Linked DNA regions of Homo sapiens: region 2 is linked to region 1. Evidence: read pairs that join two places in POLR2A ChIA-PET (ENCODE). Cell type or tissue: MCF 10A. All regions are shown on one strand. Links, peaks and the distances in the headings refer to the core of each region. The heading gives the core; the rest is flanking DNA.

Region 1 (5,399 bases), core at 219-5,218:
AACAGAGACTCCAGGTTAAGAATTTCTACTCTGAGCAGTAAAGTAGAAATGGGAATAGAGACAGGGAAAGGATAAGTAATGAATTAAAATAGATTAAAAAGTATCAAGGAGATATTCAGTTCCTTAATTTCCTGACTTTTCTTGAATGCTCTGGGGCATCTCTTTTGTCAGTTGTAATTAATTAAAAGATTAATTATTATTTCCATAATATTGATTAGTTTGTACTTGGACAGTAAATCAACACTTATTGAATATCCATTAGTCTGCACAAGGTACATACCTCTCTGTTAAATACAAGGAAATTTACAATAACTCATCAATCAATTAATCAAAAAATATAGACTGAGGAACCACTGTGGGAGGAAGTGTTATACCAGGCCCCATGGAAGATACCAAGAAATACAAAGTACGATGTGAAGGGCATAGCCTCAAGGGAAATATGTTGCATAAGGAGATATGGCATAAACTATAGATTTGTATAATAATATTTTAGCTTTAGCATACCAGAAAACTTATAATGTATAATTCCCGGCCAAAGTAAAGTATGATGTAATTAAAATAATTGTCTTAGAAAGTCAGAGAAGGGATTGAGGGATGGATCACTTTACATTTGAGTGGTTAGGTAAGTGTTTATAATGAACAAGGTACAATTTGAGCTAAATCCTGAGGGATGAAAAGAATATGCATGGAGAGAAAAGAAAGAAATGGCTTTTTATGTTGGCAAAATGACACTAACAAACCTTGGCAATGGGAAAGCAGAAGACAATAAATAAATCAATGTGGCTTAAGCAGATACTTTCTTTCAAAGAAGCCTTGAGTTCCTTTATTTCTTTGAACATTCAGTAACTCTCATGGTATCTGACATGTCAAAGTCACACAATAAATTAATGTCCCATGTTTATGGAAATAACTAAAAGGAGATAATGAAATAAATGAGGGTAAGGTCTAACTGTGGAAGGACTTGAAATTCTCCCATGGAGCACTTATACATTTATTCATTCATTTGTTCATCAAATATTAATTTGTTGATGAATATGTGCCAATTATTATGCTTGAATCTAGATGTTATCAAAGGTAATTGAATGAGGTAATAACATGATCCAATTATTATTTTAGAAAATCAAATCTAGCAAGCACATGTAGAGTGGTGAAACTAGAGTCAAGGAAACTAGTTAGAAGGTTGTAGTTTTAATCTCAGTATATTAATATCTTAGTAAGGGGAAGGAAGATAGATGAGCATGGCGAAAATAGAGCTACTTCTCAGGAAGATGATGTAATACATTAAAAAGAAAAGTTTGGAGTACTCATTCTGCACCAGGCACCATGGTACATAGTCAATTTTAAAAGCACAAATAATGTGTGATGAGGCAGCGTACTCTGAACACTGCCCTCTGCACCACTCTAACCAACACTTCTGCCATTGTAAGTGATAGCAGGAAAAGTTGACTTCTTTGTTTGCATTTTCATCTCCAAGGATGCTTCCAATGGAAAGGAAGAACAAACAAAAATGATTACGTTAACTAAACTTCTTGATGTATGTGAAAATTATAAGAAATTACTCATTCTATGTGAGTTCAACTTTACTTTTAGGGTACTAAAATAATGTATCGTCTTGAAAGGGACTCTGGTCTGAGCAATGCTGGAGAATCACACAATCTGAATTATAGAATGACAGAAAGAAGGAAAGGTTCATATGGAATTTTCCCGATTGGCTGGTTTTTCACATGGGAAAGGACCTTGTGTTGAATGAAAGCTTCTTGCACTGAGTGATGGCAAAAATTTTGACATTTTACAGATGAGGTGATCTTTGGAACTGCGTATACTGGGAGTGAGGGAAAACTACAAAAGAGAATGATAAAAGCCAGACATTACCTGGAAGACTCCTTCCTGGGTCCTGCTCCTGCCTTTTTGCGTGTTAGTTGAATATGCTGCTGAAACCAGGCCTGCCACCATATACCTGCCAAAATAGACCCTTTAACAATGCCTTACCTCCTTTTCCAACAAAGAAAAATGCCCTGTGTGAAGTCGGAAGTTGAGGCCAAGCACAAGATACGATATAATAGAATAGTGTGGAATGCCTGACATATGGAAAACAAAAAAGACCCTGTATTTGTGATTTCCTTCAACAAAGATCTCTTCTCTTCACTAGCTTTTCAGGAAGGTAGCATAATGCAGCAGTTCAGCATGCAGACCAGGGGCCAGATTGCTTATGCTTGATTCTCATCTCTGCCACTGGCTATCTGTGTGACCTTAGGGACCTTCTCCATGGATAGTACCTGCTTCAGATGAGAATAAGATGAGTCAGTATATGTAAAGGTTTAGAACAGAACTGTCATATAAGACAAACTCTGTTAAGTTAATGACACATAAATAAAATTTCAGGATGGATTGAAGATTTTAAGAGATTGTTTTCTTTTTCTACTTGCCTTTTATTCACACTCTAACCTGAAAGTTATGTCCTGTTTAGTTTGGAGCATTCAAATGCAGGTCATGTCTGTGCAGCATGTATTTACTGTAGAGCCCCTATTTGGTGTGTAAATATTCTCCTTTCAATTTACCCAGTATCTTAGGAAAAGTAAATGCTCCACCACAGGGTACAGCCTTGCAGAATTTAAGTAGGCAAATGAATGAAAAGTTTTATTCTAATGTTGGTAGTATAAAATAATGACTTAGTTTAGGAACTTTTTCTGAGATAGTTTCAGCCCCTTGAGAACTATTTGATTTGATTCAAGTTGCTCCTTCAAAGGCAATAATTCATCCCTTGCAATTTGCCTTTTTGAGATTATTTCTCTAATAATTCATGACATGATTTTTTGATGCAGATATATATTAACTTGACAACAAAGTAAAACATGCTATTTGAATCATGAGTGTTTTTATTTTTGGAAATAATCCTGTATCTTGTATAGATCCTTTTCTACTACCTGAGAAAATAGGCTGCTTGAAAATAATTTATGTGCCCATTCTTTATAGAATAATGTCTGAGCTTATCATTTATAAAAGCATTAAATCACCAATATGCAAGCTTCCTTTATAATTATGAGCCTATGGGGGCAAGAAGAGAAAACTGGGGCATGATCACATTTGGTGTTTCAGGTTTAAATCTCTTTGGAGCTTTCTTCATCAAAAGATTGGCTTCTTATGAAACATCTTCATTCCTGGAGGCGATTTTCAATAACTTTTCTAGCATTACTCATCGTCTACGACAATTCAAATCCAACTAGAAACAGAGTATTTAATTCTTTCCATGGGCCAAGAACCATAGAAGTTTGTGCTATCAAAACACTCTCCAAATAGGTGATTTGTTAACCCTCTGAATGATAAGAACATTATGTGCCTGTCACTGGAAAGTAAAACCACATAGGGAAAGCTGCTGAGAGATTACAGGAAATACTGTGAAGGTTTTTTGTTTTTATTCCATGTAGTTGCAAATCTTGACTGCTGCTAGCTGACAATTAAAATGTGGTAGTACCAATGTTACATTAACTCGTGCTTAATGATGCCATTGCAAATGCGGTGGTTTAAATGACTCCTTTGTGTATGTGTGCTTTTCATTGTGGTAAAAATATACATAACATGAATTTAACCATTTTATATTTAAGTGTTCATGTTAGTGGAATTAAGTATATTTACATCATGCAACCATCACCACTATCTATTTCCAAAAGTTTCACTACATCCTAAAGACTCTGCATCAATGAAACAATAACCTCAGATTTCCTTTGTTCCCACCTCCAACCACTTATACCCTCTATTCTGCTTTCTGTCTTCATAAATTTGCCCATTTCAGATACCCCATATGAGTAAAATCATAGAGGTTTTCAATTTAGAAAAAAAAAAAGCTTTCTGTATTCATTTCTTTGTTTTGTGCTAGAATTTGTTTTTTCAAATTTAAGTGGGAGGAGAGTGAAATGGGAAGAAACTATCAGAGGCAAGGGAGGAGACAGCACTATGAGGCTTCAAGGGAAAGACTTCTAGGAAGACAGGCATGGCTTTAGTCAGTAAGCACTGGGAATTTGCTATGGTTCTTTAAAGGTGCAATTTGGAGAGGCTTAACATTTTTTTATTAAAATCTGTACCACACAGAAACATAGCAATTAAAATGTACAACTGTTCTGTAAAAATAATTCATCAAAGAAGCTCTAATGTCACCAAATGTTTGTTTACAAAATATGCACTGTGGACATAATTTGGAGACCAGCTAAGGTATGTGGTGGGATGACACTGACTCCCTATTAACAGGCCGTATTTTAAGTTCTCTAATCAGTATTCACAATAAGGCTTCAGTAACATACCTGTCTTGTCACAGCAGTTTTATGAAAAAAAGGAAAGGATATATCTTGTGACTATACAGTTTAACTAACTTGTCATAGTCAAATAAAAGCTTTAATCTTGGTCTTACGAGAAATATTTTCCAAAAAAAAACTATTTTATGGAACAACTTAATAAATATCTTCCTAAAATAATAATATCTATTGCTGTACAGTGTTGTTGTTTTTTTTTTAAATATTGAGTACTTTGGGCCAGGCACGGTGACTTACGCCTGTAATCCCAGCACTTTGGGAGGCCGAGGCGGGCAGATCACGAGGTCAGGAGATCGAGACCATCCTGGCAAACACGGTGAAACACCATCTCTACTAAAAATACAAAAAGATTAGCTAGGTGTGGTGGCGGGGGCCTGTAGTCCCAGCTGCTGGGGAGGCTGAGGCAGGAGAATGGCATGAACCCGGGAGGCGGAGCTTGCAGTGAGCCGAGATCGCGCCACTGCACTCCAGCCTGGGCGACAGAGTGAGACTCCATCTCAAAAAAAAAAAAAAAACACAAAAACTGAGTACTTTGAAATTAAAAACAAATGACTTAAATGTCTAAATTTAAGCAACAGAAATAATTTAAATATTATGTAAAGAGTTTTAGAAAAAAATCAGTACCAGACAAAATTTGCCTAAGGTTACTTTCATTTGCAGTTTTAAAACCATAATTTAGCTCACCCCACAGTTAAATCATGCTAAGCATTCTTAGATGTGGCTCCCAGAATGCAAACTCCATAAAAGCAAGGATATTGTCACTTTGGTTCACTTTTGTATTTTGCATGCCTAAAACAGGCATGGCACATGGTAAACCTAAATAAATAGTTGTTGATTATTAGCCCTGTAGAGGTCAAGATTCTTCAAACCCCGAGGCATATACATTCAATTTTTCCATGTTACATCCCTTTAAGCAGCTAGAAGAATCTGTCTTTGCTGGCAAAAGCCTGTTAGCTTGGCACTGGTTCAAGTCCAAGCTCTACTCAAGCTGAATATCCCTTCAGAATGGCAATTTTTGACATCTCAGTCCATCCAGTGCCATGCCAGGTCCCATAGTTGAGATTTCACCATACCAACTGGCTCTGCTCAAAGTTT
Region 2 (5,399 bases), core at 97-5,096, 60 kb after region 1:
GTTTGTTGAGAAGGCTATCCTTCATCTAGCAAGTTGTTTTTGAACTTTATTGCAATCATGTCGGTATTCCTTTGGGTCTATTATTGGATTTTCTACTCTTTACTATCGATATTTGCTTGTATCCCTATGCCATAATATACCCTCTCATTTATTATAGCTAAATAGTAAGACTTAATATCAGGTAGAATAATTCCTTCTATTGTATTCTTTGTCAAGATTGTTTTAGCTATTCTTGAGTCTGTGTGTTACCATATAAACTTTAGAATAAGCTTGATTATGCCTATGTAAATCTTGTTGGAAATTGCATTAAACATATAGATCAATTAGAAGATTGTTCATATCTTGAATCACAGTTCATTAACAGAGTAACTCTCATCATTTATTTAGGTATTTTATTTATTTCAAACAATATATTGGGATATTCAGTGTAGAGATCCTGTATGCATTTTCTTAAGTTTATACATGAGTTTCATTTTATTTGGAGTGATTAAAAACGGTATTGTGTTTTTAATTTGTTTTCACATGCTATTTTTTAACATATAAGAATGAGTTTCTTTGTGTTGGTTTTGTATCTTTCAAACTACTGAACTAACTTAACAGTTCTACTTTTTAATTTTTATAGAGATATCTTGGAATTTTCTTCTAAGACAATCGTGTCATCTGCAGATAGGGACAATTTTATTTCTTACATTCCAATCTGTATAACTTTCATTTCTTTTTCTTCCCTCACTGGAGTGACCAGAACTTGTAGTACTATGTTAAATATAGGAGGTAAGAGTAGACATCTTTAATATGTTCCTAATCTTAGGGGCAAAGCTTTCAGTATTTCACTATTACATATACTGTTAGCTATAAACTTTTTTTTTTTTTTACATTTTGCTATCATGTTCAAGCAAATATTCTGTAATTATAACTTTCTGAGAGTTTTTGTAATTAATGGGTGTTGGAGTTTTTCAAATGCTTCTACTTCAATTAATTAATTAATTATATATATATATGTTTCTTTTCGGCATTTTGATGTAGTCAATTACATTGATTTTTGAATTTTGAACCAGATTTTCATTACTTGAAATAAATCTCATTTATTCACTGTGTATAATTGTTTTTATACATTTTTGGATTCAATTTGCTAAGGATTTTTGCATATATACTCATGAGGGATATTGATCTGTAATTTTTCTTTGTTATTTTGGTGTCAGAGAAATTCTGACCTCATAATATAAATTAAGAAGCTTTCTCTCCTTTTCTTTGTTCTGGAAAAGATTGTATAAAATTGGTATTCTTTAAATGTTTGTTAGAATTTTTCACTGGAACCATCTGGACATGTAATTGTTTTCTTCAGAAGACTTCTAATTATGAATTGAATTTCTTTCATAGTTAAAAACTAATCAAATGATACATTTCTCTTTGGTTGGGATTTTACAGTTTGTGGCTTTCAGTGAATTGATCCATCAGTCTACTTTGAATTTATGAGTAGAAGCTGCTCATAGTACTGCATTTTAGTCTTTATATGGCTGATATTTTTGCCTTGTGTCCTCTCTTTTTAAATTTTGGCCAGTCCTGCCATAAGCTCATCAATTTTATTATTTTTTCCAAAGAATCAATTTTTGTTTTGTTGATTCTTTTCTATTGTCTTCTGATTTCCAATTACATAGATTTCTACTCTTTTACTTATTATTTCACACTTTACCTGCCTTGCATTTATTTACTCTTGGTTTTCTAGTTTCCTAAATTTTGCACAGAGGTAATTGATTTAAGACCTTCACACTTTTTTTTTCTTTTAGCTAACATAAGCATTTTGTGCTATAAATTTCCCTTTCATAACAGCTTTATCTACATCTCTACATCTCACATATTTTGATATGCTGCATTTTTTATTTTCATTCAGTTTTACGCATTTTTATTTCGTCTGATATCCCCTCTGAATCATGGATTATTTAGAAGTGTATTGTTTAATTTTCAAGGTGCAGAGATTTTCTTCTTATTACTATTAGTTTTTAGTTTAATTATGTTATGATTAGAGAACATACTCTTTATAATTTCAAATTTTTTAAAGTTGTTGAGGTTTATTTTATAGCTAGGACTTGATGTATCTCAAGGAATGTTCCATGCATGCTTGAAAAAATGTATATTTAGCTGTTGTTCAGTGAAGTGTTCTATAGATGCCATATTTTTATAGTTGATAATGTTGTTCAGGTCTTCTATATTTTTGTTGATTTGGTTTTTACCTAGCAGTTCTATCAAGGTTGATAGAAGGTTTTTGAACTTCCCAATTATCATTGTGGTTCTGTCATTTTATGAAGATCACCTAGATACTATTTTAATTACTTCACAATCAGAAAACTTAGTGGAATGTGATCATGAAAGTTTTTCTTTCACTGTTGAAAATATCCTTCTCAGAAAATAGAGTGAAAAAGTAAAAGAACGTTGATATATTCCACATAGTTAGTGACAAAGTCATTTGCAAAAATTTGGAGTTAATAGTAAATTTTGATGAGGGGAGAGCATTTGGAGGTTTCCTGGAGTCCAAGAAAATGCTGAAGAATTAAGTTCTGTGTAGTCCCTCTAGTCCTCTATAACATGCAAATATTATGTGAAAATTGCACCACATCCCTTAATAGACAAAGTTGGCTTGACTTTATGGGCTAAGTATTGAGTAATAGTAGTTTTACTATGGCATATAGTGAAGCAATCTAAATTATGAATGGAACCCAGTTTATCTAACTTTTACATTCTGTTTAATAGGTCCATTGGCCTTATATATATATATATATCTACCATTACTATTTAATTATATATATTTCTATTAAATTTAAAATGAAAAGGCTTTTTTTTTTTTTTTTTTTTAGTTCAGGCCTGTGTGTTTTACAGCCACAAAAAAACATTACTAAGGGATAACTTAGAGCACATTCTTCCTGATAGTGTTATTATCTAATGAATCACAGCTGATTTTTTCTTGGCTTAATAGTCTCAGAAGAAAGTTTTATAATGTGTCCCGAGTTCAATAATTGCTGAATCAGTTAATCTTTATATAATAGAAAAATAAGAAAACTCCACTGTAAGCATGTTGAACAAGGTTTTAATTAAAAGCAGTTCTATGGTTGGCAGCAGCCTCTGTCCCAACTGTGTTTTTACAAAATCCTCCAAAATATTTTAAAGTAATCTCTATCTTTACTTATTATAAAGAGAGTTATATTCTTCTGACTAATATGAACAAGAATTGTTTTCAGCTCATATAATTAATAGGGTAACAGATTTCTCACATGCTAAGCTCAGCCAGCAATGGGTGTGTGTGAAATAAAAAGTTCACCCCTCTCTCCCTAGTGTATGACCTCAGCTTTGGACAAGATAATAGAAATGGCTTATGTAAAAGATTAGTTCCTGATGTTAATGGACCTAAAATCTACAGAATGTGCTGTTTGTTCAAAAACAGACATGGAATTTGCTCCTATATTCAGTGTGTTATTTACTTGTATACATTGTGCTATGTTTTTGAAAATGACCTTAAGCATAAACTTTATTAGTAGCATCCAACTTCCACTCCACTGTTGTCTCTGGCAACATTTTCTTTTCATCCTCTCTTACCTATATTTATGGTAAATGACAAACTGGCTTTTTAAAGAAATGGCCAATCAAAAAAAGCCTGCAGCAATTTCAATTTCCAAAAAGAGAGCACTAAGTTTGAGGTTTTACGACCATGGTAAGTGTCTTCAGTTCTGGGGTGACTTTGATAAATTACTTTAAAGGAGTTTTGTTATAAAGAAACAAATCCCCAGGATATATAGTTCTCTCATTGCCTCATATCCTTATTTTTCACATGATTGTCCTGGGACTCTTTGAGAACATCTGGGAGAGCTCTGATTACAAAATGTGAGCTGTTTTGAGCACAGCGCAGTTTGTAATTTTGATTCTGTTTCATGCTGAATCTTGTTGTGCTCTCATCCCCTTTTTAATCCATTCAGATAGATAACATGTTCTAAGATCTCTTTTAAATGGGTTAAGTCAACTTCAGTTCCATGTAGAAAGGTTTTCTCATCACGTAAGGGAAAGTCTGATATAACAGTTTTTATTACAACACAGTTGATACACAGGGCAAGGAAATTTAATATAAAGAAAGACAAGAGATACATTACAGGGATCTTGAGTTGCACAGGCTTTTTTTTTTACTTTATTAATTCTTTTATTGTGGTAAGAACACTTACATGAGATCTACTCACTTAACAATTTTGAAATGCATAAGCTTTTACTGTTGATGTTGTATAGCTGATCTTTACAACTTATTCTTCATGAGTAACTGAAACTTTACCCACTGATTAGTAACTCCCCATTTTCCCTTCCCCTCAGTAATTCCACGACTATTTTAGATAACTCATGTAAGTAGAATCATGCAGTATTTGTCTTTTTGTGGCTGGCCTATTTCACCTAGCATAACATCCTCAAGGATCATATATGTTGTTGCACATTACAGAATTTCCTTTTTTTTAAAGGCCGAATAGCATTCCATTGTATGCATATATCAGATTTCCTTTATTCATTTATCAGTCCATGGACATTTAGATCCACATTTTGGCTATTATAAATAATATTGCTATGAATATAGGCATGCTAATATCTCTTCGAGATCCTGATTTCATTTCTTTTGGATAAATACCCAGAAGTAGAATTGCTGGCACATACATTATTGCTATTGTTTTTTGAGAAACTTCCATACTGTTTTCCATAATGGTGTCACCACTTTGCATTCGCTATTACAAGGATTTCAGTTTCTCCACATCTTTGTCAACACTGTTGTCTTTTTCAGTTTACGTAATATGCATTCTAACAGGTATGTGGTGATATTTCACGTGGTTTGAATTTGCATTTTCCTGAGGATTAGTGACATTGTGCATTTTTTTCATAAACCTGTTGACCATTTGTCTGTCTTTTATGCAGAAATGTCTATTCAAGTCAAAGGCAATTATACCACGAGGTATAGTTCCTGTAGAAATTTGTTCATATACTTATTAGAATCTTTTACTCAAAATCTCAACTTGAAATTTATCAAAGTTAGAGCGTGGATCTATTTATTAATGTACGGATTTCCAGTGCTTGCCACAGATATTATTACACATTTCTCAATAAATTTTTCTTCAACTTATGATTGATAGATAAATAGGATATAGATTAATTCTTAGTAGGAGATAGATAGTAGTAGGAGGTAGATATTTTTAGGTTGGAAGCTTCATTACCATTTCCAAGATATTAAGTAAAATTTAAACACCAAAAGTTAAATAGGCAGACATAATTTTTAAGAATCTGTTTTTGGCAGTTATATATGATATTAAGGAAAAATTACTATTACCAGCTTGATATGTTGCATCCCAGTACTGACTGTTACAATAATAATCATAACTCTCACT

Evidence for each region. ChIA-PET counts read pairs that join two places held together with the same protein. Peaks named below come from ENCODE experiments on the same cell type or tissue, not always from the same donor. Only the 100,000 strongest peaks of a DNase experiment are listed, where the experiment ranks them.
Region 2: POLR2A ChIA-PET joins it to region 1 with 5 read pairs; 3 of 35 experiments call an interaction of 5 or more read pairs at or near these places.

The regions. Positions count from the first base shown.
Region 1 is chr12:91,186,445-91,191,843 of GRCh38, forward strand. No RefSeq gene overlaps it. Among named protein-coding and RNA genes, the nearest start is that of DCN, 6.3 kb to the left of the region's middle. In MCF 10A, for the core only: no CTCF peak of the experiment used is centred there; a DNase peak (open chromatin) is centred at 3,237.
Region 2 is chr12:91,246,641-91,252,039 of GRCh38, forward strand. No RefSeq gene overlaps it. Among named protein-coding and RNA genes, the nearest start is that of DCN, 67 kb to the left of the region's middle. In MCF 10A, for the core only: no CTCF peak of the experiment used is centred there; no DNase peak of the experiment used is centred there.